Regions from separate parts of the Homo sapiens genome. Here regions 1, 2, 4, 5 and 6 are each linked to region 3. A link is a loop called in an ENCODE intact Hi-C map of the cell type or tissue named here. Cell type or tissue: CD14-positive monocyte. All regions are shown on one strand.

The links. Peaks named below come from ENCODE experiments on the same cell type or tissue, not always from the same donor. Only the 100,000 strongest peaks of a DNase experiment are listed, where the experiment ranks them.
Region 1: a loop joins it to region 3, with 4 times the contacts of the local background. A loop is called at or near these places in 5 of 110 quality-filtered maps.
Region 2: a loop joins it to region 3, with 2.1 times the contacts of the local background. A loop is called at or near these places in 2 of 110 quality-filtered maps.
Region 4: it touches region 3 in a loop (3-fold over the local background); 2 of 110 quality-filtered maps call a loop at or near these places.
Region 5: a loop joins it to region 3, with 2.4 times the contacts of the local background. A loop is called at or near these places in 4 of 110 quality-filtered maps.
Region 6: a loop joins it to region 3, with 2.4 times the contacts of the local background. A loop is called at or near these places in 4 of 110 quality-filtered maps.

What each region holds. Positions count from the first base shown.
Region 1 is chr3:72,267,845-72,272,844 of GRCh38, reverse strand. No RefSeq gene overlaps it. Among named protein-coding and RNA genes, the nearest start is that of LINC00870, 120 kb to the right of the region's middle. RefSeq lists enhancers at 2,526-2,775, 2,638-3,837. In CD14-positive monocyte, no CTCF peak of the experiment used is centred here; DNase peaks (open chromatin) are centred at 1,374, 2,214, 2,634 and 3,204; H3K4me3 peaks cover 2,322 bases; H3K27ac peaks cover 4,103 bases.
Region 2 is chr3:71,903,313-71,908,312 of GRCh38, reverse strand. No RefSeq gene overlaps it. Among named protein-coding and RNA genes, the nearest start is that of PROK2, 120 kb to the right of the region's middle. RefSeq lists an enhancer at 1-651. In CD14-positive monocyte, no CTCF peak of the experiment used is centred here; DNase peaks (open chromatin) are centred at 1,122 and 2,732; H3K4me3 peaks cover 1,510 bases; H3K27me3 peaks cover 3,698 bases.
Region 3 is chr3:72,099,005-72,104,004 of GRCh38, reverse strand. LINC00877 (long intergenic non-protein coding RNA 877) reads left to right here and starts at 3,550. Exons shown (of 7, transcript NR_104116.1): 1 at 3,550-3,836; 2 at 3,995-4,101. RefSeq lists an enhancer at 3,432-4,272. In CD14-positive monocyte, no CTCF peak of the experiment used is centred here; DNase peaks (open chromatin) are centred at 1,684, 3,064, 3,574, 4,374 and 1 weaker place; H3K4me3 peaks cover 3,316 bases; H3K27ac peaks cover 4,484 bases.
Region 4 is chr3:72,029,502-72,034,501 of GRCh38, reverse strand. No RefSeq gene overlaps it. Among named protein-coding and RNA genes, the nearest start is that of LINC00877, 68 kb to the left of the region's middle. In CD14-positive monocyte, a CTCF peak has its summit at 2,861; DNase peaks (open chromatin) are centred at 611, 1,501, 1,831 and 2,761; H3K4me3 peaks cover 1,047 bases; H3K27ac peaks cover 3,068 bases.
Region 5 is chr3:72,041,364-72,046,363 of GRCh38, reverse strand. All of the region lies in intron 6 of LINC00877 (long intergenic non-protein coding RNA 877), which reads left to right. Among named protein-coding and RNA genes, the nearest start is that of LINC00877, 57 kb to the left of the region's middle. In CD14-positive monocyte, no CTCF peak of the experiment used is centred here; DNase peaks (open chromatin) are centred at 2,633, 3,013 and 3,433; H3K4me3 peaks cover 615 bases; H3K27ac peaks cover 2,583 bases.
Region 6 is chr3:71,970,553-71,975,552 of GRCh38, reverse strand. No RefSeq gene overlaps it. Among named protein-coding and RNA genes, the nearest start is that of LINC00877, 130 kb to the left of the region's middle. RefSeq lists a silencer at 1,288-1,470. In CD14-positive monocyte, a CTCF peak has its summit at 1,964; a DNase peak (open chromatin) is centred at 2,002.

The sequences.
Region 1 (5,000 bases), 170 kb before region 3:
TGTTTTTGAGGTCCATCCTTGTTGTAGCAGAATCAGTACCTCATTCCATTTCATGGCTGAATAATATTTCATTGTATGGACAGACTGCAACCTGTTCATTCATTCCCTTGTTGATGGGCATTTGGGTTGATTCCAGATGTCGGCTATTGTGAGGAGCGCTGCCAGCTTGTTCTTGTCCCACATAAGCCCTTGCTCTCTTGCCAGCCTTGTCACTGAGCACTCACACAGTGACACCCCCACCAAAGAGTCTCCTCTAACTATTTCTGGGCATCCGTGGGGATGTTTCGCACAATGGATGCTCTGTCCCAGGTGCCTGGAGGCAGCCTCTGCTGTTGATGCCCTCTGTGCGCAGACAGCTCTGCCACACCCAGCTGGCATTGCCAGGGGCCCTGTGCCCCGAACCACCAGGCTCATGCTGTGATCTGCTGAGTAGAAGGTCTGTGTGTGGGGCAGGACCTAGTTGTGGGTGGTTTTGTTATAGAATGAGGACCTTGTCATCTCATGAGGGCTTTTGCTTCTTGCCTCTTACTCTGCAGATCTTTTCACTTTGGCTGGTCATGTTCCCCAGAAAGACATCTTCTGGTCTCAGAGGGATAGAAGAAGGGTGACAATTCATTCTGATTTACCTAGGACGTCCCTGGACTTAGCACTGAAAATCCATCACCCTGAGAATGCATCAGTCTCAGGAAAACCAGGACAGTTGGTCATCCAAGATAAGAGCCGGCTTTTTTGGGAGGGGGATGATATCTCATCATTCAGTGTGTTGAGTTCATTTAATCCCCCTTCTTTGAATTAGGTGGCTGAGACTTATCCTATATTGTGCCCCTAAGCCACAAATCCAGAGCCTATTTTCCTGAAGCTGGCTAGAAGTTAAACTTCTTTTCTTCTGTGGGATTGGAGGAGGGGTAGTCACCTTGCTGCCTGGCGTTGAGGAAGGAACCTGGAGATCTAGATTTTATTTTTAAAGATTTTTAAAGCAATCCTCTTGCTTCCAGCCCACCCAGCACTTTTTATTCAGAGCTGATGAATTCTTGAGGTTTTCTGGGGTTCTGGGACCCAGTTCACTTTGCTTCCCATTGTTTCCCCTTTGTCTTGGTTCAGCTTTCAGCTTTGATACATTAGTTCATCCAACCTGTTTTCAGCCTCCAAATACATACATGCACACACACACACACACACACACACACGTATGTATTTGGACATCTCTTCTTGCATTTCTCCCTTTTCTTTTTTACCTTGCAGGCTTATTTATGACTTTTTAGAAATTTATTTGCTGGCATGTGAGTTATTCTCAGGAAGGAGCAGAGAACAGTACATGTTTTCTCTGCCATGCCTTGCAGGAAGTCTCATTTCCTCAACGCGTGAGATGGGCGTTGGGTCAGGCAGAAGCGGGTTCCCATCTTGGCTGGGCTCCTCTCAGCTAAGTGGCCTTGGACAAGCACATTGACCCCATCTGAGCCTGGTTTCCTTTCTAGCCTGGCCTCCCTTCAAAGTAAGAAGAGTAAAGTGGGATGATAATGAAAATAGACCACAGAACTCGTGGGCAGCGCCAAGCTTGGGCCCAACATAGGTGGCTGGGGTTAGGCTCTTTGAAGAAGCTCCTCAAGCCTGCATCTCCCAGGGTCTTCTACAACTTCCTCAGCTCCTTGTCTCCCTGCCTGCCTCTCTCACAGGACCTCAGAACCCATCCAGCAGTCTAAAGGGGACACATTTTATTCCATCCCTGCTTTTCAGCAATTCATTTTCTCTAGGGCTTCAGAGCAAAAACTGCCTCTTCTTTCTGCCAAAGGGCTTACCAGCCCACCCTTTCCTCCAATAGCTGGATTTTGTTTAATTTTTAATTTTTTTTTTGAGGCGGAGTCTCCCTCTGTTGCCCAGGCTGGAGGGCAGTGGCGTAATCTCGGCTCACTGCAACCTCTGTTCCAGTGGGTGTCATGTCTCATGCTCCCGAGTAGCTGGGATTACAGGCACCTGCCACCATGCCAGCTATGAATACCTGAATTTTAAATCCTAGATTGCACTCAGTTTTGATGCCTGTTGCTCCCCATCCCCAGCCTCACCTCTGCCCCGCACACCTACTCTTTTTTGACCCATTCTAGCCAAGCTCAGAGAAAGGCATCTTCCCCCAGGAAGCCTTTCCTAAGTCTGTCAGCCTTCACAGAGGTCCCCCTCACTCTGTGCTTCCTGTTTTTAGGCAAGAGCAGTGGTCCACGGTGCTTAGGTGTTTGGGTTCTTGAATTTGAGTTTGCATCTCGGCTCTGCTATCATACCTACAAGCTGTGCTACCTTGGGCAAATTACTGCACCACTCTGAGCCTCAGTGTCCTCATGAGTAAAACATGAGTTAATAATAGGACCTAACAGTCTCTCATGAGATTGTTCCAGAGATGAAATGATGTGACACACATAAAGAAAATGCAGTGGTTAGCATATACGCGTAAGCACTCAAGACAAGTTTATTACAATGTCTATGTCTGCTGTACTTTGATTTTGACTTGCTTTAACTGCCAGGCTGTATCTAGGGGTGGGAAACTTGTCTTCTTCCTTTTTTTTAATACTTTGCAGCCCCACCCCAGTGGCCCGGGATGTCGTCACGCCCCGGAGCAGGAATCCAAAGATATTCTTGCCTGCTAGTCTTGCATCATCCACGGAGTGACCTTGAGCAGGTCATGTCACTTCTCTGAGTCATTTTGCTTTTGGCAGCTGGGAGACAAATTCCTGCTGAAGTAAGCAGAAAAGAAAGTGAAAAAGAGACTGCAGCTTTTCACAAATGTTTCTTCCCTTCTCTCACAAGTTTATTCCCCACCAGCCCAGCCAGAGATTCTTGTTATCTTAGTTAGATGGTACCCTTGGGGTCTCTGGCTCTCTCTGGCTTTTAATCCTGGCTTTACATTAGAATAAACTGGGGAGATTTTAAGGGTCTTTATGCCAGGGCCTAACCTTGAATCAAGGTGGCTGGAATTTTAGGACATGAAGTTGATGTTAGAGGTCTTTAAAAGCTCCTAGTGAGGCTCATGCTGCTGGCCTGTGGTCCGCACTTTGAGTAGTGAGGCTCTAAACAACCCTCTTGTCCTTCCAGGAAGCATCTATCGGGCATCTGAGTCAAGTAAAAGGTACAATTTCCTTTGACAAAGCTCATCCTTTGATCATTGGGTTTCTCCAAGTATGGGGAACTCCCTTCCTCCCAAGGGCCACATTCTGTTGTTTCACAGTGGCTCTGATGGTCAGAAAGTACTGCTTTCCATGTGACTACAGCCAGCATCCTGGAATTTCCATTCCTTAGTCCTTGCTGAGGGTGGCTTAGGCTGGCCCAGGGAGGTCACCATATATCCACGCTAGCCTTCATCTGAATGGCTCTGTCAGGGGTCACACATCAGGGTCACTCAGAGAGCAGTGCTGCAGAGGCACTCTCATGGGTTTCAAAGAGCCCCACCATTCAAAGGCCCTGGTTCCAGAAAAGAGGCCATCCTGCTAAGCGGCATTAGTCTAATGTTTTCCGAATGCACCTCCACTGGAATTTTCTGGACAATGTGTTCAAAATAACCCACTGAATCAGAATCTCCAGGGGAGGATCCAGGGAGCCTGCTTATTTTAACACTGCTCAGGTGAGGGTTATGATCAGGCTTATGCAAAACGCCTTTAAACTGATTGGATTAGCTAACTCTGGCTGCCGAATGTTCCAGGGAGCAGTTATAAGATGGGAAAGAACCTGTGGCTTAGTGAGGGTGAGCAGGTGGGAGTAGGGGTGTCCAGGCCTGGGAAGAGCTCACATCTGGGCCTGGGCCATCAGCAGGTGGTCTCCCAGGATGATGCTGGTGTGTCGCTGTTGTAGCAGAATCCTTTACTCCCTCTCTCCCTGGATGAGTTCTTTTCTTTCAACCTTATCAGTTCTTGGGAAGAAGAGGAGGCAGAAAAGACTATTTGTATCTCACTCATGCCTAGAGAGTCCTGTTCTCTGGGAAAAGATTTACTCTTTCAGGGTCAGTTCTCTGATTGGTTGGTTTGTTTCTCAACTCCTGCAACAAGAAAATTCACCCTTAATTGAACAATACAGTCCTCTGTATTAGTGTGCTAGGGCTACTATCACAAAATGCCATAGACTGGGTGGCTGACACAACAGAAATGTATTTCTCATGATTCTGGAGGCCAGAAGTCCAAGTAAGGTGCCTGCAGGTTTGGTTTCATTTTGAGGCCTCTCATCTTGGCTTGCATTCGGCCACCTTCTCACTGTGTCCTCACATGATCTCCCCTCTGTGTGCATGCACCCCTGCCTTCTCATCCTGCATTCAATTTTCCTTTTCTTATAAGGACACTGGTCAGATTGGATTAGGTGGATTAGGGCCTGCCCTACTTTGAAGGCCCTATCTCCAAGTGCGGACAGTCACGTGCTTTAGGGCCCACTTATTTGACCTCATTTAATCTTACTACCTCTTTAAAGACCCTATGTCTAAATACAGAAACATTCTGAAGTACTGGGAGTTAAGACTTCACCGTGTGAATTTTTGGAGAAAAATTCGGCCCATAGCGTTCTCCTAGGGCTTTGTAAGTGGGTGACTGATGACAACATTGAGAGGGAGACTGGGAGGAGCAGTTGTTAAACAGGAGTGGGGAAGAAACAAAGAAACAGGGGCTGGAATGCACAACCCCATTGCTGTCTTGCTTTGGTTACCTACTTGTTTTTATTTTTGTTATTATTATTTTTTTGAGACGGAGTCTTGCTCTGTCACCCAGGCTGGAGTGCAGTGGCAAAATCTTGGCTCACTGCAACCTCCGCCTCCCAGGTTCAAGTGATTCTCTTGCCTCAGCCTCCCGAGTAGCTGGGATTATAGGATTGCACCACCAAGCCTGACTAATTTTTGTATTTTTAGTAGAGATGGGTTTCACCATGTTGGTCAGGCTGATCTTGAACTCCTGATCTCAGGTGATCCACCTGCCTTAGCCTCCCAAAGTGCTGGGATTACAGGCGTGAGCCACTGCACCCAGCAGCTACTTGTTTTTAAT
Region 2 (5,000 bases), 200 kb after region 3:
GACAGCCTCATTTCCCACTTGTGCTTCCCGCATCCGTGGGGAGGCGCCGTCCAGGGATGCAGGATCTCTGCCAAATCCCAGGCGTCTGCGCCAGGATGCTCGGGGCTCTGGGTCTGGGGTTCTGGTTGGAAGCCCTGCCGCCTGGGCTGTCTGCCTGCTCCTCACTTGGAGACACATCATTCCTGGCCTCTGGCCCCGTCATCGGCTTGCCGTCAGCTTCCTCATTGATTTTTAAATTTTATTATTGGCTTTTAGAGCGCTTGAGGACCTGAGGCTTTCCTTCACCATCGATTTGCTTGTTCCCAGCCAAGGGGGTGAGCTTTGCCATCTTCATCCCCTGGCTGCTGACCAGCCCCTCTGTCTTGTACTTGGGGATCCCTGGCTTGCTCTGGGTCAAGCCTGAAAGACTGGGCTCATTTCTTCAGACATCTGTCGTGCTGAGACACTGCTCCAAGCCAATTTGAAGGCTGTATTCGCCATGACCAAGTGACAAGAGCTGACTTTAATTAAGTGCAAGCTCTGTGCCAGCTACTGTGCTGAACACTTGATGTGCATCATCCACATTTAATGTCTCAAGAATCCCTTGGACATAGGTAATTTATCACCAGTGTACAAATAGGGAAACTGAGGCTCAGAGAGGCGCAGCCACTTAGTGACCATAGAGGTATTTGCATAACCTCTACAACAGTACTGCTCAAACTATTGCAGCCTGGTATATGGTGTGTCTGTGCATGAGCAACAACACATAGCTCAGGCCACATGCAACTCACCCTCCAAGTTCAAGTTCAACACCACCCTAGCTGGTTTGTGCCACAACCAGTAAGTCCCACGATCACAGCTATCTCAATAGCATTAAATTGCAATAAAAGTTTCCAATCCCATCCTCTCAGTTCTGTACTTCCCTTGGTAACAAACAATTAGACCAGCAGCCCACACTTGTGTGGCACTTGTCCAGTGGATGCTGGGGCACCTTCCTGTGTAGAGGGGTGACCATGGAGGAATTGTTTCTGCAGGAAGAGAGGAGAGGGGTTTGGCCCTGCTGGGTGGAACTTGGACTTTTTCCTTCAACACTGTCTCCGCTTCCTTCTGCCTCCATCATAACCCCTACAGGACCGAGACCGTGTCTGTAAGTTTACTTCCCTCCTTTGACCACAGGGAAAATATCTGTTCTGAAACTAAATTTTTAATACCATACAGCAGCTCACTGCTTCCTACTTTTAAAGGCCCAGGGATGGGGCAGACTCTTTTGCAGTCCTCTCCTTTCTGATCTGCTTCTGCCCTTCTCTCTCTCTCCTCCCTTCCTCTTCTCCCCTTCCTTCCTTTCCCTCCTCTTTTCTCCCCTGTCCTCCCTTCCTCTTCTTCCTTCCCTCCTTCCCCCCTTTCCCCCTACTCCTCTCTGTTCCCTCTCTCCTTGCCCATGTGTAGCAGCCTATATATTTTTCCATGAAACACATCTGTCAGTGTTAGCATCTCAGGGTGGTTTTGGGACACACCTGGCACAGTAAATCCTGCAACTGGGTACCTAGGCAGGTGGCATGCACCAGCAGCCTGGATCTAAAACCACGGCCAGCACTCTGGAGGAGTGGGTTCTTCTTATGGGTTTGCCACAGGCCCAACAGACAATAATCCTGTGTGAGTGTGAACAGGATAGGAAGGGAGGAAACCCTTCTGAAGGCCAACATTGTTCACAGTGCAGTAATCACGGGGAGGTTATTCTCTCAGGCAGGGGGTACGTGTTTAATTTATACACTCTGGACCTTGGGTTTTGTGGTTTGCATTGGATTGCTGTACTTCATGTCATTGTTGACCCCTGGAGCTCAGAGCCAAGGGCCAGGTGGGTGCTGCCCCAGGAGATAGAGTTGGACAGGCCCGGGGCTTGTCACACACAGCAGGTAGGCATCCTCATCCCCACCAACCACTTTGCTTGTAAATAATTTAACCCTCTTAAACCTAAGTTGCTTATATAGAAGATGGGGACAATAAACATATTCTCAAGGGTTAGGATTAAAGGAGGTAATAATCCACATGAAAGAGCTCAGGGCCTAGAACCTAGTAAGGGTACAACGAAGATTAGCTACTTGTACTGCCACCCTTATTGCCTATAATGTACAGATGAGGACTAGAAAAATTCATCAAAGTCATGTGGCCAGAAAGAAGTGAAGTCAGGATTTGAATCCAAGCAGTATGATAGCTAAGCCCAGACTTAACAAATGGGCTTCACTGCTCACTCAAATGTAGCCTCTGTTACAGAGGAGTTGATGATGTATCTGTGAGCCCCTTGAGAACCAGGATCATGCCATTTTCATCTTTGCATCCCAGTGCCTGTCATAGTCTCTGGCACACAGTAAGAGCTCAGTAAATGTTGATGGAATGAATGACTGAATCAGGAAAAACACAGGTCTGGAGGAATAAGTTGGGCTAATTTCAGGAAAGGATGGGGAAGAAGAGGGGGCTATAGAATCTGTTACTTAGTAACTTAGTTACTAGCACCAATACATGATTGACTCAGAAGCCAGCAGGTACTGACCCAATGTTAAACCAACCAAATTATGGATCTAAGGACTCCTACGCTTCCTTGGTTAGGTTAATCTGGTCCTAAACCTGCCTTATCCTTATGTAAAACAGAGGTTGAAAGGTGAGGGGGAAGGAAGTAGACATTCAAATAAGACCAGAAGTTAGACATGTAATTTCGAAATGTGGGTTCTGAACTTCCTCAAATTCTAAAACCACAGGCTTCCTACTTGCTTTAAATGTTAGCCAGGGCCAGGCCCAGTGGCTCACGCCTGTAATCCCCATACTTCGGGCAGGAGGATCGCTTGAGCCCAGGAGTTTGAGACCAGCCTGAGCAACATAGCAAAACCCTGTCTCTACAAAAAATACAAAAATTAGCTGGGCATGGTGGCACACACCTGTAGTCCCTGTTACCTGGGGGGCTGAGGTGGGAGGATCACTTGAGCCCGGGAGGTTGACACTGCAGTTGAGGCTGCCACTGCACTCCAGCCTAGGTGGCAAAGCAAGACCTTGTCTCAAAATAAATAACTGTCAGCCAGGACCAGCTAACCAGCAAGTTCATATCTGTCCTGCTTGAGAAGGATACCCAGCGTAGATGAACATCAAGGCTTCTCTTTTTCCTTTTAATAATAGTGTTGTTTTAAGTTTCATTTTTAAATGCATTCTCGATCATTATAGGAAATTTAGAAAACATAGCAGAATAGGAAATTTTTGTATTACTCTAAGTCCTTAAACTTCATAACTACTATATGCATTTTGCTGTATTTCATTCCAGAAGAAGATCACTTTTTAACTAAAGCTCATTGAGTATTGACACTTTCTAGTTCCTACAGATCTAGTGAAGCCCTCGAGATTTATTTTGGAAGAAAAAAAGTTCCAGGCTTCTAAAGAGGCACCATGACATAATGGAAAGACCCTCAATGACAAGTCGGGTGATGCTGAGTCCATTCTGCCACGGCCTCAGTGTCTGACCTCCGCCAGGACATTCACTGCAAGGATTTCAGTTTATCTTTCTTCCCCCATTTTCTGCCCATCTTTCCTTAGTCAAAGGCCTGGCCTGCAGACTTCAGGTTCCTGTATCAGACACAGACATGGGCTGCCACACAGCTGGGACTATGGAACCAGCTCTTACGACTGCAAAAGGCCAAATCCCTATAATAAAACCCCAATAGTAAAGATCTTCTAAAGGTGCTGCTTTTCTGAGTCCTGACCCTTCCAGCAGGGAAGGTGGCCACCATATGCATAAAACTTGCACCCTGCAAGCGTGGCACTGAAAGGGTCTTTTGTGAATCTCATGAGGCTCGTGATGATTGTCCACCCCTCCAAGAGTGTAAACTCCCTAAGGGTTGGGTTGTTGAGAGACCCCCATAGCATAGCAGTTGTATCAGTTTCCCAGGGGTGCCATAACAAAGTACCCCACCCTGAGTGGCTTAACACGACATATTCTCTCACAGTTCTGGAGACTGGAAGCCTCGCATCAAGGTGTCAGCAAGGTGCCACCTCTGAAGCCTCCAGGGAGGATCTTTTCTCACCTCTCCCACTTGACCTGTGGCAGCACACCCCAGTCCCCACCTCTGTCCTCACACGGCCTTCTCCCTGTGTCTGTGTGTCTTCGTTTGGCCGTTTCTGCTCTGTGTCTCCTCTGCTTTTGAGAACATGAGTCACATTGGATTAAGGGCCCAGCCTACTCCAGTCTGACTTCATCTTAACTAAATGTCTGCAACATACAGGTCTACATGTCCCTAGACCTGTATCTAAACAAGGCCACATTCTGAGGTACTGGGAATTAGGAGTTCACCGTATATTTTCCAAAGAACGTAACTAAATCCACAACAGGGGTTATGATGGCTGATTTTCTATGTCACCTTGGCTGGGCGACAGTGCCCCGATATTTGGACAAACATTATTCTGAGGTGTTTTTTGGTGAAGAAGGTGAAGGTGTTTTTTGGATGAGATTAACATTTTTTTCTTTTCTTTTCTTTTCTTTTTTTTTTTTTTTTTTGAGACAGAGTCTTTCTTCTGTCACCCATGCTGGAGTACAGTGGCTCTATCTCCGCTCACTACAACCTCTGTCTCCCGGTTGAAGCAATTCTCCTGCTTCAGTCTCCCAAGTAGCTGGGACTACAGGTGTCCACTACCACGCCCATATAATTTTTGTATGTTTTGGTAGAGACAGGATTTCACCATGTTGGCCAGGCTGGTCTCGAACTCCCGACCTCAGGTGATCCGCCCTCCATGGCATCCCAAGGTGCTGGGATTACAGGTGTGAGCCATCACGCCTGGCGGAGATTCCAACATTTAAATGGGTGGACTCTGAGTAAAAAGATTACCCTCCATATTGTGGGTGGGCCTCATCCAATCAGTCAAAGGACTTAATAGAACAAAGACTGACTTACTCCCCTGAGTAAGAAGGAACTCTGCCAGCCAACTGCCTTTGGACTCAGACTGTAGGTCTTCCTGGCTCTCCAGGCTGCCAGCTTACCCTGCAG
Region 3 (5,000 bases):
AGATCCAACCAGGATTTGGACCCAGGTCTGTTTGTTCTCCAAGTTCTTCACTTCTGGCCTATACTGCCTGCAGGAGGGCTGTCTGCAAAGTCAGGAGGGGAAATGAAGTGGGCATGGGGCTTCGTGGTGGGCTATTCTCTATTCTTCCATGACCCATGTGCCAGAATAGTATTAGGGGCTGGGCGCAGTGGCTCACGCCTTTAATCCTAGCATTTTGGGAGGCCGAGGCGGGCAGATCACCTGAGGTCAGGAGCTCAAGACCAGCCTGGCCAACATGGTGAAACCCCATCTCTACTAAAAATACAAAAATTAGCTGGTGTGGTGGTGCACCTGTAATTCCAGCTACTCGGGAAGCAGAGGCATGAGAATCGCTTGAACCCGGGAGGCAGAGGTTCAGTGAGCGGAGATTGTGCCACTGCACTCCAGCCTGGGTGACAGAACAAGACTCCGTCTAAAAAAACAGAACAGTATTAGGGAAGCAGCCTACCTACCTGCATGTCTATGTGGCACAGCTCCAAAAGGTTTAAGCCCATCCATGTGTCTTGAGAATTTTTTAAATTTCACCAATAAGAGCTCATTTCTAATATTCATCAGGCTGTTCAACAGGACAATATTTTTACCCCCCAAATAAACAAATACATAAAAATAAAACAAAACTCATGTCTGACTCTCTGGATGCTAAGGCCTGGCCACTGCGCTGCCATGAGCCATCCAGGTGGTTCTCATCAAGGTGCTTCAACCTTCCAGGCTTTGCTTACTTCCTCCAGAAGGGAGGTCTTGCCCCGTAGAAGTTTATGTTTGTGATATATATGTGTGTGTTAAGGAGTACAAAATAGGACACCAAGGCTATGGAAACAATAATGAGACTAAAAATAGGCTAAAGTGCGCCTAGAGGAGGCATCTGCTGCCCAGACAAGAACATCAGAAAGTGTGGGCTTTCTGGGCCAGGCATGGTGGCTCATGCCTGTAATCCCAGCACTTTGTGAGGCCGAGATGGGTGGATTGCTTGAGCTCAGGAGGTCGAGACCAGCCTGGACAACATGGCAAAACCTTGTCTCTACTAAAAATACACAAATTAGCTGGGCATGGTGGCGGGGCACCTGCAATCCCAGCTACTCGGGAGGCTGAGGCACAAGAATTGCTTGAACCCGGGAGGCAGACAAAATCGCACTACTGCCCTCCAGCCTGGGTGACAGAGTGAAACTCTGTGAAAGAAGGAAAGAAAGAGAGAGAGAGAGAGAGAGAGGGAGGGAGGGAGGGAGGGAGGGAAGGAAGGAATCTGTTTGTGAGCAGAGCTGGACTGCGGGCTGGTGGAAAGAGGAATGCCTCTGGAACCAGCCCCCTGATGTAGAAGATGGTGTTGGCCCCCTATCTCCTGCCTTTGGCATTCACCATTGCTGTACGCAACACCAGCTTCTTACTGAAGAAACCTGTCACTCTGTCTGGGGCTGTCTCTGGCCACAGGAGCATGCTCAGTCCATGCACTGGCCAGGCTGGAAGTGCCTGGGGTTGTCCCCAAGAGCAGCCCCAACCAAAGATGAAGGGAATTGGGTAAATGCCCATGCTCCCTAGCCTCTGGGATGATGGCTCTGAGGCAGGTTCTATTCTGCAGTCTCCCCGTAGTCCCCAGTGGGAATGAGCTTCATTGCACACAGAGATGACCTGCTTGTGAACAAACTCTCACTCTACTTCCTTCCCTCCGTTTCACTTCCTCATCCCCCTACCAGTGCTCCCTAGGGCCACTTCCCTAATTAAGTGTATGCGCTCAAATATTTGCTTCCATGGGAACCAAATTACCTGGTTCAAATCCGTACTCTGCCACTGGCCAGCTGTGTCTTAGGAACATTACTCCACTCCCCTAAACTGCAGCATCCTTGGCTGGGATTGTGAGATGACAAAAGTAGAACAAACCTCACCAGACAGGTGTGAAAATTCCAGAAAATAGTCCGTGTCAATAGTTTAGAGCAGCATCTGGCAGTCAGCAGACACACAATAAATGCTAGTATTTTCTTATTTATTATAATTATTGCTTATTATTGATAGCCCCTGAGATTTCCTTGGCCAAGTTCAAGTCCATTCTGAGAGTTCTAAGCTCTCAAACTTCAGACTTCCTCCAGGTGAATCTCCCTGGTTGTTTCAGGGAATCTAATTCATTTATTCACTTAACATATCTTTAGCAAATATTGACTTAACACCTATTATGTCGAAGACACAGTGCGACGGGGGATATAAAAAATAAGATGAGGTCACGGTCTCCAGTGAGATAAATCGTATCCACACATAGCTACTGTCTAAGGCAAATGGTGATAAGTGCTCTTGTGTGTGTGCCAATAGAGCATAAAATGAGTTCAGAGGAGGGTGAAGAACATTGTGTGTGGTATGAAGGAGTATCGTTGGAGTTGGGTTTGGAAAGGGGTAGAACTTTCCACAGTTCCAAAGAGTTGATGGAGGGGAGAGGATACAATACATGGAGAGGGGGGAAGTGATAAACTCTAGGAGTTTGGCATCCCAGAGACAGCTCAACTATGTCTTAATGTGAGATCCCATAGATTGATGAGCCTCTATCTCTCAGAGCTAAGAGGACAGCGGATGCTCCCCCAAATTATTATTACCATTCCTGACACTTACATAGCACTTACCCTGCCCTAGGAACTACAGGGGATGTGCTACGTATGTTAACTGATTTAATCTTCACCTTCAGGGTCAGCACAACTATGATCTCCACTTGACAGATAAGAAAACTGAGGCTGGAGGGGTTAAATGTCTTGCTCCAGCTCCCGCGGAAGCTAAGTGCCTTTCACCTAATCCTGTGTGGTCTGGCTCCAGGGTTCACACTCTACACTGCCTCTCAAGTGTGGCACCTTTTCAGGAATTTAAGGGAATATGTTGCTGTGATGTTGACAGGGCTTGAGGAGAGACTGAAAGAAAGCCCTTCAGCCCCATAGAGGAAGTCCCCAGAGGATGGATGGTTCTGGAAGTTACGGGTTACCAGGACAACGCATCCCCTCAGCCTGGCCACGCCCCCCGGGCTCCCGCTCACTGGTTGCAAAACTCAGCTTTGCCCCTGCACGGAGTTTCCCTTCGCGGGGCCCGCTGGGGAAGCATCCGCGGCTTGTGGTGGCTGTGGTTTTGTGCCCAGGACTCACACGTAAAAGGAGCTCATTCGGAGGCAGGGGCACGCGCTTGTCCCCAGAACTCAAACCCCAGAGTCCCTCCGGTAGGTGGTACAGAGGCGAGTTTGATCCTAAACAAAACAGGGCAGGGTCTTCCTGTTTGTTTTCTTCCTCCAGCGGGGAGCAACAGCTGCTAATTGGATAGTGAAGTGACCGATTTATTATTCTCTTACCCGTGCTGAGCAGAGCTGTAGGAAATCTCCGGGACTGGGAGCAGCACAGGGGGGTATCTCGGGGTCTCTCTGAGAAGGAGTTGACAGTGGGGACCAAAGCTGCCGGCTGCCATGTTTTATTTGGCCTGCCCAGTGTTTAAAAAAAATGTTTTTAAATAGATGCTGACATTTTTAAAAGGGGAAGATTATACATACACTTCTACATCTCCGACTTGTGTCAAGAAATGGGAAGTTCTGGGCCCAGATCCCCATAAGTCAGCGATGAGGGGGGCCGAGCAGGGGCTGCCCGTTAGACGGCCGCAGAGTCCCAGCCCCCAGCCCTGCTCACCTTTCTTACCTCTCTGGCCCCGTCGGCATTTGAGCCTGGGACCCCAGACGAAAGGATACGCTTCCTTTTAGAACCCCTGCCAATCTGAGGACGGGGCCACCCCACAGACGCCGTGGCTCAGCAAGCAGACCAATGGCCGAGGAGTCTGGCAAGGGGCGCTTGGTGAGTGGGTTTAATGACAGATTAAGTTGCCCATTAGGAAGCCATTAGAACACAGCGTGATGCATCACTGGGTAAACGAGAGAGGCTGAAGTCAGAGACAGGATCTTGGAGCGCTTGATCCAATTTAATTCTTCTATTTTTTTTTTTTTAAACCCTAGGCAGATGAGAGTGGAGGTTGTAAATCACCCTCCATGCAATGGTTCATCATAAAGGATATGGAGCAAAATTAGAGGAGGCACGAGAAGGAAAGCCGGTGATGAACAAGGTAGGGGCTGCTGCGGCGTGATTGAAGACAGGCTGGGAACGCGGGAGAAGCCGCTGAAAACTGGCTTGGGCTGGAGGTCTGATTAAGGCATCCCAAGCCAGAAAAACCCAGAGCCCAGCCTTCTGCTTTGCCTTGGGGAGTAGGATGGGGGAATACGTGTGCAGAAAACTTTCTGAGACAGTGCCTCATAGTGCCATCTACATGGAATATGAAGTCAATCAGAATGTCTCTAAATCCTGGCTCTGTTGGGTTTTGGCTGTGTGACTTTGGGTAAGTTACTTAACCTCTCTGAGTCACATTTTCCACCTGTGTTAAAGGAGGTAATCACAGCAAATGCAAAGGGTGGTGCTGGATATCAGGGTGGGCACCTGCTAAGTGATGCTTTCTTCTGTTTAACGTTGTAAAAGATGTAAATGAGACGGTCCCCAAATGAGGGTAGATTTTACTCCCCTCTAGCTCAGGTGGCGCTTGTCGGGGAGATCAAGCAGTTTCTGTTCCTCCCTAGTAAAAGCAGGAAGGCTTTCCTGGGCGGGGTCCTCTGAGTGCTGGAAGAGGGGGAGGGTGTCCACTCAGTGAGGAGGCAGGAGGGCAGTCTTGCACACACTGGGCACCTCTGGGCCTCCAGCACTGGATGTCAGCTGTGCTTGTTGAATGGATGTGCTGCCCTCAAGCCCCAAATCTGTTCTCTGCCCTTCTCTATCCTCTCTGTGCCCTGGGACGCTGACCCTGGCAGTACCTCACCCAGTGTCTTTATCTGGGCTCTCCCAAAAGCAGAGCCCCAGAAAGGATGTGAGGGCAGCCTGTTTCTTGGGGAGCTTATGGTGAATGTGGAGCTCCCCATGCAGGCCCCCCTTCCAGGAGGGACTGATTGCCCCCCTGTTGGCTCCTTCAGGATTTGC
Region 4 (5,000 bases), 70 kb after region 3:
GTCCATTCTCTGAGGAGTGGATAAACAAAATTATGGCAGAGTCATACAATGGAACACTACTCAGCAATTAAAAGGAGCACACTACTTCTACACACAGCAATGTAGTGAATCTCAAAAAGATTACAAGAAGCCAGACATAAAAGAGTGCATACTACCTCATTCATTTAAGTAGAATCCAAGAAGACATAAAAATCTAATCTACATTGAGAGAAATCATAGTGGTTCTTAGTACGGGGGTTGGGGATTGACTCAGAAGGCACATCAAGGAACTTTCAGCTATGAAGCAAATGTTCTGTATCTTATTTTGGCTAGTGGTTACCCAGGTGTATACAATTATCAATACTCGTTCAACTGAAAACCTAAACTTTGTGCATGTTAGTGTGTGTTATTTATTTGTTGTAGGGGACTGGAATATGCCACCCAAAAATATGCCTCCTTGGCATAAGAATTATTTTGAACTGATTATTTTGAGAAACACAGCAACAAAAGAGAAGCTCTGGAAATGAAGTAGAAGTTACCCTTTTGTAAGGGAAATTTGCATCTATAAAGGAAGTCTCTATTTGTAATGGTGTCTCCCACTCTGTACCAGAAAAAGGATGACTAAATCTCAAGAAAAAAAAATTTTTTTTGAGACAGCGTTTCACTCTGTTGCCCAGGCTGGAGTGCAGTGGCACAATCACGGCTTACTGTAGCCTCAACCTCCTGAGCTCAAGCAATCCTCCCACCTCGACCTCCTGAGTAGCTAGAACTACAGGCGCACACCACAATGTTTAGCTAATTTTGTTTATTTTTTGTAGAGATGGGGGTCTCAGTATGTTGCCCAGGCTGGTTGGTCTCAAACTCCTGGGCTCAAGCAATCCATCTGCCTCAGCCTTCCAAAGTGCTGGGATTACAGGCGTGAGCCACTGCACCTGGCCAAGAAACTCTTATCAGTGGAGAAGGAACCAAATTAAATTCTGCAAAACAAAACTTCTTTTTTTACCATTCATTTCCTGGTCACCTTCCCCATAACTTGCCTCCCCAACGCCCTTTTTACTTTGTTCTAGTTGAAGATGCTATGTAAGGCAGAGTTCTAGGCCACTTCTTTGAGAGTGACTTATTTTTCTCGGGGTATTTCCCATGTGTTTGTGAGGTATAAATGTTAAAACACTCTGTTGTTTTACCCTTGTTAATCTGTCTTTTGTTACAGGGGGTCTCAGCTGAGAGCTTAGAAGATTAGAGGGAAAATTATTTTTTTCCTACCCTACAATGTCAAATTAGTTGTAATGATACAAAACCAACAAAAAAGAACCAAATTTCAAGGTAAAGGAAAAATTTCCTACTTCTCTACTTGGCCTGCGCTATCAAGAAAGACAACATTATTACAACCTGGCAGATTTCTTACTCCACAGTTCTGTATGGTGGGATATTACCCACAAGCAGGTAGATGGCACTCAGTTTTTTAGGCTAATTCATATGACATAGACCGGGAGTGACACGCAGCCCCAATGCCCCCACCACCCCCATGATTCATGGACATGGGACAAACTCAGCAGAAATGGTTGATGGGTGTTTTACATTAAACTAAGTGGCCATAAATATTTAATCACGTGACCATTACTTTTAAATACATCACCTACCACTGTGTATTCCTTTTGGAAACGGTGCCCTTCTGGCTTTATCCAAATACCGACTAAGAGCACTGGGAAAAGATACTAGGGCAAGAAATGTAACACTCCCTCTGCAAATGTTGCTTCCCCAGCATTCACTTCCAGTTTTCCACCTCCACCCCCACCCCCACCCCCAGTTTCTATTTAGGGCTCTGTGTAATTCTAGGGAAGCGAACTCTCCCCGCCCCTTCCTCCCATCCTGCCAGCTCTAGGTTTGTAGCACCTGACTCAGACTAGGCCAATCACTGCCTTTCATCCCACCACACCACCTCCCACCAGAGAGATTGGGTGAAGGTGGATGTGTGAACTAAACAGGCCCCATCATATTGAATCACAGTTCTTTGGCTTACAAAGACTCTTCCTCAGGATAGCTGTAGCTTGGAAGTGTAAGGCCTGGAACTACTGAAGCCATTTTTGCTTCTATGAGTTGAGGCAGGGCTAGGATACAGCAGAAAGGAGGGTTGAGAGAACTCTAGGGAAATGAAGCTTAGCCCTGCAGACATTATGATAACAAGTCTGAAATCTGTCTTGTCTCTCAACATTTTGGTTACATGAGCCAATAAGCCTTCCATATTGTTTAGTTTGACTTAGGTTTTGTATTTGCAGCCCACAGCATCATAACGATCGGGTGATAACCAGAATGCCAGGCTCATTTGTGCAGCAGGGTATAGTCTGTGAAAAAGGGTGAGACTGGCAATCAGAAGGCCTGAGTCCTGATGCTGGCTGGGTCACAATTGAGCTGCATGACCCTGGGCAAGTCATTTCACCTGGCAGAATCTCAGTTTACTCCTCTGCAGAATGAGGCAATCAGACAAGCAGGGTCTCTAAGTCCTGTGGCATTAATAGCAATGAAAGCAATGATAATGATAACAAAATAACTAATAATTTATGTGCCTGATGCTGTCCTAATTGCTTTAGATCCATGATTTCATTTGATTCTTGTATCACTCAGGGTTGAATCCAGAATATTATGCAATAGGGCTGTGGTTTAAGAAGACCTTATACAATTGTGGGAGAAGCTGAGAACCATGGGACGAAAGGGAAAGTAGGAGGATCTGAGTAAAGCCACCAACCAGTCCTCCTGAGTCACTTGTGTGAGCGAGGAAGTAGGAGTTTGCCAGGGAGTACAGGAGAGGGCAGGCACATCCTGCTGCTGTGGTGAGACAGCAAAGAGGAACCCAGTGAGGCAGTCTGTAGAAGACTGGTGTCTCAGAGACGTGGGGGGCCTGGGGCACTGTTGGTAACAAGCCTGACAGTTGGAAAGAAGTGGCATGGGAAAAAGTGAAGACAAACTAGATCTGCTGATACCTCTGCATCCGTCCCTTACTATATCCAAGCATAATGATCTTCAGAGAGTAATGGCTGTTGATTCACTTTTACCTTCCAAACTTCATGCCGCCAGTTTTTTTTTCTTTTGGTCAACTCAACGTAGACATATTAATAATACATAGGGAAGAGGATTTGGGGAAGTATAGTTCAAGTTTGAACAAGTTGACAATGCAGACCAACAAAGCTCTGAGAGAAATAGAATAAATAGCCCCCAATGTTTAGAGAAGCTAAATAACTTGCTCAAAATTATCCATCTGGCGAGTACTAGAATCAGGACTAAGAATCAATCAGCGCTTCTTACTTCTACTTAGTCCTTTTTCTGTATACTTGGCAACTTGTTCCCCAAATTTAGCTTTGTTTTTAATATAAAATGTGGTTGATTTTATTCATAGCTCTTTCATCTTGTTCACCGTCCTTCTCACTGATCACTGGTATCAACGACCCTGTCTCTTACTCCTTCTACTTCACCATCCTTAACTACTTGGTTTTGTGGCCTCATGGCCACAAGATGGCTGCTGCAGAGCCAGGCAACACATGGGACATGACAGCAGCCAGCTGAAGGACAGTCTTCATCTCTTGAGACTCTTTTTATTGGCTAGGAGTCCCTTTCCCAGAAGCTCCCATTCCTGGGCCGCATGCTTCATAAGCTGCACAGGAGGCTGGAAATCATGTCTGTATCTAGTGTGTTCAGCCTCCATCTTGCAAAGTAACTTTGCCAGCAAATTAAAAAAAAAAAGGGAGGGGGCAGGTGCTGTGGCTCACTCCTCTAATCTCAGCACTTTAGGAGGCCAAGGTGGGCAGATCACTTGAGCCCAGGAGTTCGAGACCAGCCTGGGCAACGTGGCAAAACTGTTGGGAACTGGCCCTCCAAAATCTGGCCATAAACTGGCCCCAAAACTGGCCATAAACGAAATCTCTGCAGCACTGTAACATGTTTATAATGGCCCTAATGCCCACGCTGGAAGGTTGTGGGTTTACGGGAATGAGGGCAAGGAACACCTGGCCCGCTGGGGGTGGAAAACCGCTTAAAGGCATTCTTAAGCCACAAACAATAGCATGAGCAATCTGTGCCTTAAGGACATGCTGCAGTTAACTAGCCCAACCTATTGCTTTAATTTGGCCCATCCCTTCACCCATAAGGGATACTTTTACTTAATTTAATATCTATAGAAACAATGCTAATGACTGGTTTGCTGTTAATAAACATGTGGGTAAATCTCTGTTCGGGGCTGTCAGCTCTGAAGGCTGTGAGGCCCCTCATTTCCCACTTCACACCTCTATATTTCTGTGTGTGTGTCTTTAATTCCTCTAGCACCGCTGGGTTAGGGTCTCCCCGACCGAGCTAGTCTCGGCACAAAACCATGTCTCTACAAAAAATACAAAAATTAGCCAGGCATGGTGGCATGCATCTGTGGTCCCCGCTACTGGGAGAGGGAAGGTTAGGGGCTGAGGTGGGAGGATCCTTTGAGCCCAGGAGGTTGAGACTGCAGTGAACCATGATTGTGCCACTGCACTCCAGCCTGGATGACAGAGTGAGACCCTGTCCCCTTCCCACCAAAAAAAGAAAAAGAAAGGCAGAGGGAATGCTATGGTGTGGGCATCCATTGGCCCTACCCTCGTAAGTTCCTTCTTTTTTAACTTTGCCCTTCAGTCATCAAGACTAGATGGCTTTGTCGGCTTGATTACACTTTGTGTAGAAGGATAGCTTTTATCTTTTCTGGTTTTTTTTTTTTTTTTTTTTTCTGAGACAGGGTCTCACCCTGTTGCCCAGGCTGGAGTGCAGTGGTGTGATCTCAGCTCACTGAGCCACCACCTCCCGGGTTCAAGCAGTTCTCCAGCCTCAGCCTCCTGAGTAGCTGAGACTACAGGTGCACACCACCACACCCAGCTAATTTTTGTTTTTTTAGTAGAAACAGGGTTTCACCATGTTGACCAGGCTGGTCTTGAACTCCTGACCTCAAGTGATCCACCTGCCTTGGCCTCCCAAAGTGCTGGGATTACAGGAGTGAGCCACTGTGCCTG
Region 5 (5,000 bases), 58 kb after region 3:
TATAGGGCAAGAATTATTAAAACATAGTGCTTAGCACAGTACGTAAACAGTACCCACGAGTAACAGTAGCATCTTTCACCTTTTACAAATGAGGAAACTGAGTCTCTGTTTAAGTGACTTGCCAGAGACCCCCAGCAAGTGAAGAGCCGTATCTTGTGAACATGTTCTCTCCTGCTTTGGCAACCGCATCCTCTCTAGTTGTCCACACTCTCTTGGGTAATGCTGGATGGCACAATAGCTAGGACCACCTTCACTCTGATACTCAGAATCTCTACTGTGACTTCAGGGTAGTGGGCATCTGCTAATCTCACCTTTGTAGCCGGCATTTATGTTAAGAGGCTCTTGCTGAAGGCTTCTGTCCTACCTTGGCTAGACTACATTTCTCATTCCCCTATACTTGACTAGGGATGTGCTATCGTTTTTCTGGTTGATAATCTACTAACATTTCTTAGAGTCGATGTTCTAAGAGACACAGTTTAAAAAACACACCTAGTACAATCCTACTTTTAAAAACATATATATATTTAAAAATATATATTATATTTATATTTTAAAATATATATTATATTTATATTTAAATATAAAATAAGTTATGTTGTTATATATAATTATTATATAATATAGCTTATATATAATAATAATATATATTATATGTAACTATATATTATAGTTATATATAATATAACTATATATTATAGTTATATTATATATAACTATATTATAGTTATATTATATATAACTATATTATAGTTATATTATAATATAACTATATAGTTATATTAAATATAACTATATATTATAGTTATATTATATTATAGTTATATATAACTATATATTATAGTTATATTATATTATAGTTATATTATATATAACTATATATTATAGTTATATTATATATAACTATATATTATAGTTATATTATATATAACTATATATTATAGTTATATTATATATAACTATATATTATAGTTATATTATATATAACTATTATATATAGTTATATATTATATATAACTATTATATTTAGTTATATTATATATAACTATTATATTTAGTTATATTATATATAACTATTATATTTAGTTATATTATATATAACTATTATATTTAGTTATATTATATATAACTATTATATTTAGTTATATTATATATAACTATTATATTTAGTTATATTATATATAACTATTATATTTGGTTATATTATATATAACTATTATATTTGGTTATATTATATATAACTATTATATTTGGTTATATTATATATAACTATTATATTTGGTTATATTATATATAACTATAATATATAGTTATATTATATATAACTATAATATATAGTTATATAATATATAACTATATATAGCTATATTATATAATAATTATTATATAATATAAATTATTATATGTAATTATATATTACTGTTATATATAATAATGTTCTCTTCCCATTGGCTAGGCACATGTCTCTGCATGTGCCTAGCCAATGGGAAGAGAGCAGGTGGTCTGCCCCCTGGACCCTCCCCTCTAGTTTGTCCACATTCTCTTCCCCCAACTCCCTGCATGTAGCTCACCCTGGGGCTCTTTCTCTTTCTACACCCAGTGGCAAGCACGGAACGTTCCACCAGCATGTCCCTGCATCCTCTCTCTTCTTTAGAGCCTGCTGGGTGATTTTCTCTGGAATGCACAGAGCTTTCAAAAAAGTGTTTATTCCCTACTTTAAGCCCAGCACGGAAATCAGAAACAGGATGTCAAAAAGTACAAAGAGCTTAGGTTGCAATTCTGCTGGAATGCAAACCCAGGAAACTTCCTTTCTTTCTGGAGAAGTCATAATGGGATGGCTGGAAATTAACTTGGACTTTTCTGGGGCATGGGAAAGAGGAGACAGAAGCACACATATGGCTCATTGGGACCGCTCTGCCAGGAAAGCTGCTGCTGTGCTGAATGATGACATGTGGACTTGGGCCATTCCTGTGGTATTGGGCCACAAATTCTGGGAGGCCACAGATATGAGGAGGAAAGAGAGGAGGTTTGGCGATTTTATGGTCCACATTTCCCATGTTTAAGATGAATAGGTCCAATCACACTGGGACAGTGGTTCTCACCTACGGGTAATTTTGTCCCCCACTCGTGATGTTTTTAGTTGTCATAACTAGGGGGCAAGGAGAAGGCTACTGGCACCTAACGGGTAGAGGCCAGGATGCTGCGCCACATCCTACAATCCCTGAGACATACTACCCAGGCAAATGCCAGTCATGCCAAGGTTGAGATCACCTACTCTCAGACATCTTGAACTTTCCTACTGAATTAACCCTATCAGCAGAGAGCAGTGGGAAGAGAAAACATACACTTTCAGTGTTTTGAGGTTGTAAAGATGATATTACTTCAAGGTGTTTTATCTGAAAACCTCAAAATATCACATTATACCCCAATCCACAACTCATTCATTTGTTCATTCATTCATTTAACTAATAGTTACTGAGCATCTATTATGTGCAATGCCTGTACTGGGCTCTTCTTTTGCTTTGCTATAGTAAGTCCCCCTTATTATTCAGGTGTTGGTGGAAACATCACACCCTCAGAGAACCTTCTCTGGGACCATCCCATCCACAGCAGCCACTACTGACTTGTCACTATCAGTCTCTTGAGCAATTTCAGCTTAGTACTTGCACAATTCATGATTTTTTTAGTTAACTATCTGTCTCCTTTATGGTCTGCAGTTTCTATGAAGAGAGAGGCCAGGCTTGTCTATTTTTAGACACAGTCCCCAGCTCTGGGCTAAGTCCTTTTAAATGCATGATCTTTCCATGATCCCCATTTTATAGGTAAGAAAACTGAGGCACAGTTTATTCATTTATTTGCCAAATGAATGGATAAATAGCACCCCCCGCCCCCGCCTCAGAAGATGTGCTGTATTCATGCTGTACCTTATCTGTAGCTTATATACTGGCCAGTTTCATGTTCCTGGGGGTCATGACCTAATTTGAGAGGTTTGGGGAAATGAGCAGTCTACTTGGGACCTAACGCAGGCCTGCAACTTCCTCCTGAGGCAAGCTGTTTGATCTTGGGTAAGTCAAATCCTCATTCTGAGCCTCATGCACTTGTGTGCCAAAAATACACATATTTTCTAAAAGGTAGGATTGTACTAGGTCTGTTTTTTAAACTATGTCCCTTAGAACATTGATTCTAAGAACTGTTACTAGATTTTCAAGCAGAAAAATAATGACACGTCCCTGGTCAAGTACTTGTGGGAAATGTTTTAAATAATGATAGATTTTCTTTAATGCAGGACTTGTCAGAGCCTTCATATGCTACCACACAATGTGAATGCCCAGGAGGAAACATGTCTTTTTCATTGTTTTCCAAACATATCTGCTCAAGGAAATTCATTTATGTGAAGCACATTGAAGGATCTGAATTGCACGCATACCTTGGGCAATGCTACGTGGCACAATAGCTAGTACCGCCTTCACTCTGATACTCAGAATCTCTACTGTGACTTCAGGGTAGTGGGTATCTGCTATTCTCAGCTCTGCATCTGCCATTTGTGTTAAGAGACTCTTGCTGAAGTCTCCTCTTCTGCCTGGGCTCAACCACATTTCTCATCCCCCTATCCCTGGGAGAGAGACATGTGCCTAGCCAATGGGAGAAGAGCAGGTGGCCTGCCCCCTGGAACCTCCCCTCTAGGTTGTCCACATTCTCCTCTCCCAACTCTCAGCAAGATGCTAGGATCCAGTGAGGCATTCCAAAGCCCTGGGAACAGTGAGTCACAGATGGAAAGAATCTAGACCTCTGAAAGCTGCCCTACCCCCTGATTGGACTGAGACGGGAGCGAGAAGTAAGCCCGCTCTTGCATGAAGCTGCTGAGATCCAGGACTCATTCATGATGGCAGTTAGCCCAGGCTGACCACTGGGGCTTATTCAAGGAAAACAGAGTCCCACTCAGCCCCTACCACAACCCTGTTAAACATGAATGGGAGGATGAATAGGTGACTTCTTTTTTTTTTCCTCACCTCATGTCTCAGACCACAAGGCCACTGCTCACATGAACAGGTGCCTTCCATTTCCCAGTGTCGGTAACCAGAGGCAATGAAAGACACCTGAGGAAGACATAACACTGTCCCCAAGGCAGCAGAGCCTTTAATAATGATAACTGATGCTCACAGAGCCACTCTCCTACCTTTCTTCAAAAAGAAAAGGTATCAAAAGAGAAGGAAGAAAAAAATCCCAGTAATCTGTGCCCTGTGGTCAAGCACTGTCCAAGCTTTGGATGGCCATTGTCAGTTTCCCTGGGATGGAGTCTCTCTTGATACTTGTCAAGACACTGGCACATCCCACCTGCCAGTAGTTAAGATGCTGACAGCTCTTGCTGACCAGGTGTGGGAGCAGTGAACTGTGCAGGACCAGGTCTCTACTAGCCACCTGGTATTGGGTTGCTGTGTACCTGGGGCTGCTGGGCACTGCTGAGATCATGGAGCATCCCTGCTTGGGGCCAGCAACCTCTGTGCCCAGCCACAGGGAGAGGCAAGTCCTTGCTGCCTCTCCCAGCAGCCTGCATGTCTTGGATTTGGCACTGAGGACACTTCGGGAGGAGGAGGCAGACCAGGACAGGCTGAGTTCAGCTCCATCTGTCTCCGGCTTCTGTTTGGCATCTTGGCTGTGCTGTAGGAGCCCTCTGCAGTTCCGTGCCTCTCTCAGCAGCTGCTCAATAGGAGACAGGAAAATTGCTCTCCCTTCAGTGTACTAGTCTAGTTAGGAGGCATCCCCAGGAATCCATAGGAGGGAAGGAGTCCAGGATGGCCAAGACCAAAAGACAAAAACACACCTAAGCCCAGCCAAACCTGGCAGGCATTTGAATTTCCAAACTGAGTCTTGTCTTTCTTTCTTTTCCACTCAGCATGGCTGCTCCAAGCTGAGATATTAGCCCAGATAAACTCAACATGAAAATCATAATCCGGCAAGTCATGGCCATTCTTGTCAATTCTCTTAAAGGTTAATCTGCTTTT
Region 6 (5,000 bases), 130 kb after region 3:
GACAGTAAGTGATGGTGCTGGTATTTAAACCCAGGCAGTCTGGCTTCAGAGCCATATCTTAACTACAATGCTGTACTGCCTCTTGAGTTTTATGTAGCAGGTGCTTCCACGCTAAATGACTTTAAACTACTGTGCTTCAGTTATCTAATTTCTGCTTTCCATGTAGTTAACAATTTTGATTCTTTATTCGTGTTGGTTGTCACTTTTTGCCATTGTCATCATACCTGCTGCTAGCAATAACTCCTTCTTTTTTCTCTTCTAATATGCTGTTTCTAATCCATTATGGACTAGGAAACCAGACAATTAAGCTTGTTATGCACGTTATAATTGTGACTAATTGAGCCCGGCCACCTTGATAGTCAACATCGCTCTATCCCACCTCCACCCACCTTGCTCACACTTTTGTAATTGTGTGATTGGTGGCTCTTGTATCTTCCCTCTAGAGAGCATGCTCTTTTGAGGAAAGGTAATGAGCTCAATTCACCTTCGTGTCTCTCTGTCCCCTTCCCCCAGCACCCAGCACAATGCTTTCCATGTGTTAGGTGACTAATAAATATCTGCTAAGACTATTAAGTAATTAAGTTCTGAGTAATGGCCCAAGAGCTTGCCTATAAGTTAATTAGATGGGCTTTGCTGCTAGCCTGTGGGACATCCGTTTTAGCTGTCTAGGTGCCTCTGGGATTTTCTCAGTTGTGTCTTGGATACTTAAGATTATAGGACAAAGAGATCAATTAATTCCTTCATTTAGTCTCTCGGTAGGTGTTTATTGAGTTTCTACTGTAATATTAAAAATACTAGCAACTTATATGTCCTGGATATTTACCATGGGCAAGTAATATTTGAAGCACTTTATAAGTGTTAATTTATGTTACACTCACAACAATCCGATGAGGTAGGGACTGTTGTCATCATCCCAAAGGCTGAAGAAACTGAGTCACAGAAAGCAAGTTTCCCAAGGCCTCATGGCTACTGAGAAGTGGAGTTAGACTAGTCAGGTGCTGGACCTATAGGAGGACAAGACAGAGAAGACGTTTACCCTCAGGGGGTTGACATTTTTGTGGGAAGGCCAGATATGAAACAAATAAGCATATAAATCTACTAACTGATTGTAGGTTGTGATAAGTGTTCTGAAAAGAATCAGCAGTGTGCTATAATAGAAAATAAAGCAAGGGACATAGGAGCATGGTCCCACAGGGCGTCTAGGAGTGGGTGCATTAGCTTATCTATTGTTGGATAACAAACTACCCCAAAAATGTAGTGCTTAAAATAATAGACCTTTACTATCTCCCAGTTTCTGTGGGTCAGGGATTTTTGAGAGGCTCATCTGCGTAGTCCCAGCTTGGGGTTTCCCACTAGATTGTAGTCAAGATGTTGCCTGGCTGGAGCTGCAGTCATCCAAAGGCTCGACTGGGGCTAGTGGATCTGTTTCCAAGGTGATTCATTATATCAAACAGGGTTCTCTCAGACAAGCAGAACCAGTAGCAACGATATAGATCACAGAGTTGGGGGGATGGTTATAAGTCTCTTTCCAGGTATAAAGCTCTCCCTACATCTGATGCTAGACCTTGAAATCCACAGAGCAAGCAATCAGGAAGGAAAGGCCACAAGCAAATGGAAACCCCACCAGCACAAGCTAGAGCTCCACAAGGATAGACTGAAACTCATGTTCTTTGTGGTGAGGGCATCCTACAGAGGTTGGGCATTTGTTCCAGATCTGAACACACACACCTGGCCCAGCTCCTGCATCACATCAACAAGGTGAGTCAGCAGGTGAGTAACAATGTATTTGCAATACAAAATTGCTGTTGCCCCCAGTACCACTACCCCCTACTCCAAGTCACTGAGACTCTCCCTCATGGCCAACCCTAACTGGAAACATACAAATAAGGGGATTCTGTAGTTCAGCCTAGTTAAGCTGACACACTGCAAACCCATCACATCATGACACTCACTCCAGTGGCTCTTAAAGGCCTCAGTTCCTCCTCGGCTGTTGGCAAGAGGCCCAGTCCCTCACCACGTTGGCCCTCATTAGGGCTGCTTGACTGTCCTCATGACACGACAGTGACAGCTGGCTGCTCCCGGAGTGAATGGCCCAGAAAGAGAATGAGGAGAAGACGGCAATGCCTTTCATAGCCTAGTCTTGGAAGTCGCCTATTGTCACTTCTCCAGTATTCTATTCATTACAAGTGGGTCATTGAGTTCAGAACACATGCAAGGGGAGGACAATTAGGCTCCACCTTTTGAAGAGAGCAGGGTCAAAGATTTACGGGTGTATTTTAAAACCAGGAGACAGTATTTAAGCTATGGGGAAGGCAGCAATTTGAAGAGCCAGAGAAGAGTGTTTTGGGGCAGAGGTGACATCAGGAGACCCTGAAGAGTTTGATGTGTGTCTTTTGCTGTGTGTTTGTTTGCTGTCCTCTTAAGGTCAGCGTGGCTAGAGCCTCATGGGCCAGCCCCTGGGGAAAGCTGCCTAACGTGAGGCTGGGCCTCCTCAATTGTGAGGAGCAATTTGTGTTTTATTCCAAGTGCAACAAGACACCATCATGAGGTCACAAGAAGAGGGACACAGTCTGGTTTGCGTTTTTGAGGTATTGCTGTGGCTGCTTTATGGGGAGTGGATTGGAGGAGGATAGAGTAGATGCAGGGAGCCCAGAAGGGGCATCAAAACACCATGCCTCTTCTTGTTCAAGCTCTATTGTTTATTTGGTCAATTCTTGTAAGCTTTCTGAACCCCTTTCGTCAACTGTCAAATGAGGTGACTACTCCTTGCACACCTCCCTGAACCACTGCAGGACTCACAAAGAGAATGTATGTGGAGACACACTGCAAAATGCAAAATGTTCTGCAATGCAGCCGGAGAACTTTTGCCTGACTTGCTCTGGGTTAATACCACTTCCAGAGTTAGGTAGTTTAACTCCAAAAGAGCGCAATCATCAGGAGAAGCCTATTTTTAGCTTCAGTGTATCTATTAGTACAATTGCTACTCAACACTTCAACAGAGTTGATACCCACCTAAGTATTTAAATGACCAAGAACCATCACATCGCTGGGGGCAATGCTGTGAGATCACTGTAACATCCCAGCAATCATTCATGACAACTCATACCACCTGGCCATGTGGCATTGCCTGGCTTAAGTTAGTGTCCTGGAGGCAGAGCCTAAGATGGGGACTTTTGAGCAGGTGGTCTATGGAGGTGGCGCTTCAGGGTAACCTGCAGCAGAGTGAGGGAAGCAGGATCAGGCAGGAGAGCGAGCAGGCAGATGGTGGTTTCAGGAGGGAACTGGCCTGAGTATGATCCTCTGGGGAGCTCTGGAGCATGAAGCATGAATTGCAGAGGTTATCCTGCCCGGAGGCAAGAAGGCTTGGCTGGTATACAACATCCTCTTGGCATGATTGGAATAATCTCTTGTAGTTTAACACATCACCGCAAGAACTAATGACTTAAAACAACAGTCATCTTCTTGTACACAGATGTTCATAGCAGTATTATTCACAACAGCCGGAAGGTGAAAGCAATGCAGGTGTCCATTGCCAGGTGAAAGGATAATCAAAATGTGGTATATACATACTATGGAATATTATTTAGCCTTAAAAAGGAAGAAAATTCTGACATGCTACAACATGGATGAACTTGGAAGGCATTATGCTAAGTCAAGTAAGCCAGTCACAAGAAGGCAAATATGGTATGAGTCTACTTATATGAGCTGCGTAGAGTGGTCAAATTCATGGAGATGAAAAGTAGAATGATGCTTGACTGGAGGGAGGTGGGAATGGGGAGTTGTTTAATGGCTATGAAATCTCAGTTTTACAAGATGAAAAAGCTGATTGGTTATACAACAATGTGAATATATTAACACTATCTACTTGACTGTACACTTTAAAATGGTTACAATGATAAATTCCCCATTATGTGGGATTTTTTTATTTTGTTTTTGTTTTGGAGACAGGGTCTTGTTCTATCACCCAGGCTGGAGTGTAGTGGCAGAATCATGGCTCACTATAGCCTTGAACTCCTGAGCTGAAGTAATTCTCCTGTCTCAGCCTCCCAAGTAGCTGGGACTACAGGCACACACCACCACGCCTGGCTAATGTTTTTTTTTTGTTTTGTTTGTTTTGTTTTGTTTTTTTTTCTTGTAGAGACAGGGATCTCGCTATGTTGCTCAGGCAGGTCTCGAACTCCTGGGCTCAAGAGATCTGCCTACCTTGGCCTCCCAAAGTGCTAGGATTACAGATGTGAACCACTTTGCCCAGCCTTGTTATGTGTATTTTACCACAATTAAAATAAAAAGTAAAATTTTAAACAACAGTAATCATTTATTATCTGTCACTGTCTCTGTGGGTCACAAATTTGAGGGTGGCTCAGCTGGGCTGCGCCAGGCTGTTCTCACTCAGGGTCTTTCATGAGGGTACAGGCAGATGGCAGTTAGGGCTTAGCTGTCTTGAAAGTTTCTTCACACATGTGTCTTGTAGCTGGGCTGAGAAGACTCAAACAGCTGGGGCTCCTTAGGGGTCTCTATCTCTACCTCAGTGTGGTGGCTTCCCGGTCATTGAGCTTCTTACATCACGGCTCAGACTCCAAGGCACATGTCCTGAGGGACAGACAGAGACAGAGAGGCAGGCCGAAGCCGTATTGTTGCTTACAATCTAGTTTGGAAGGTACATTAGTCTCCTAGGACTGCTGTAACAAAGGACCACAAGTTGGGTGGTTTAAAACAACAGAAATTTGGTCTCTCACAGTGCTGGAGGCCAGAAGTCTGAAATCCAGGTGTTGGCAGAGCTGCACTCCCTCTCAAAGCTCCAGTGGAGAATCCTTCCTTGCTTCTTCCAGCTTCTGGTGTTGCCAGCAATCCTTGGCACTCTGTCTTGTAGAAGCATCCCTGCAATCTCTGCCTCCATCTTCATGTGACATTCCCGTGTGTGTGCATGCCTCTATGTGTAAAACAATAACTGTTTTAACAATAGTTGTGAAGATGGAGTGAGTTAATGCTTAGATGTGTCA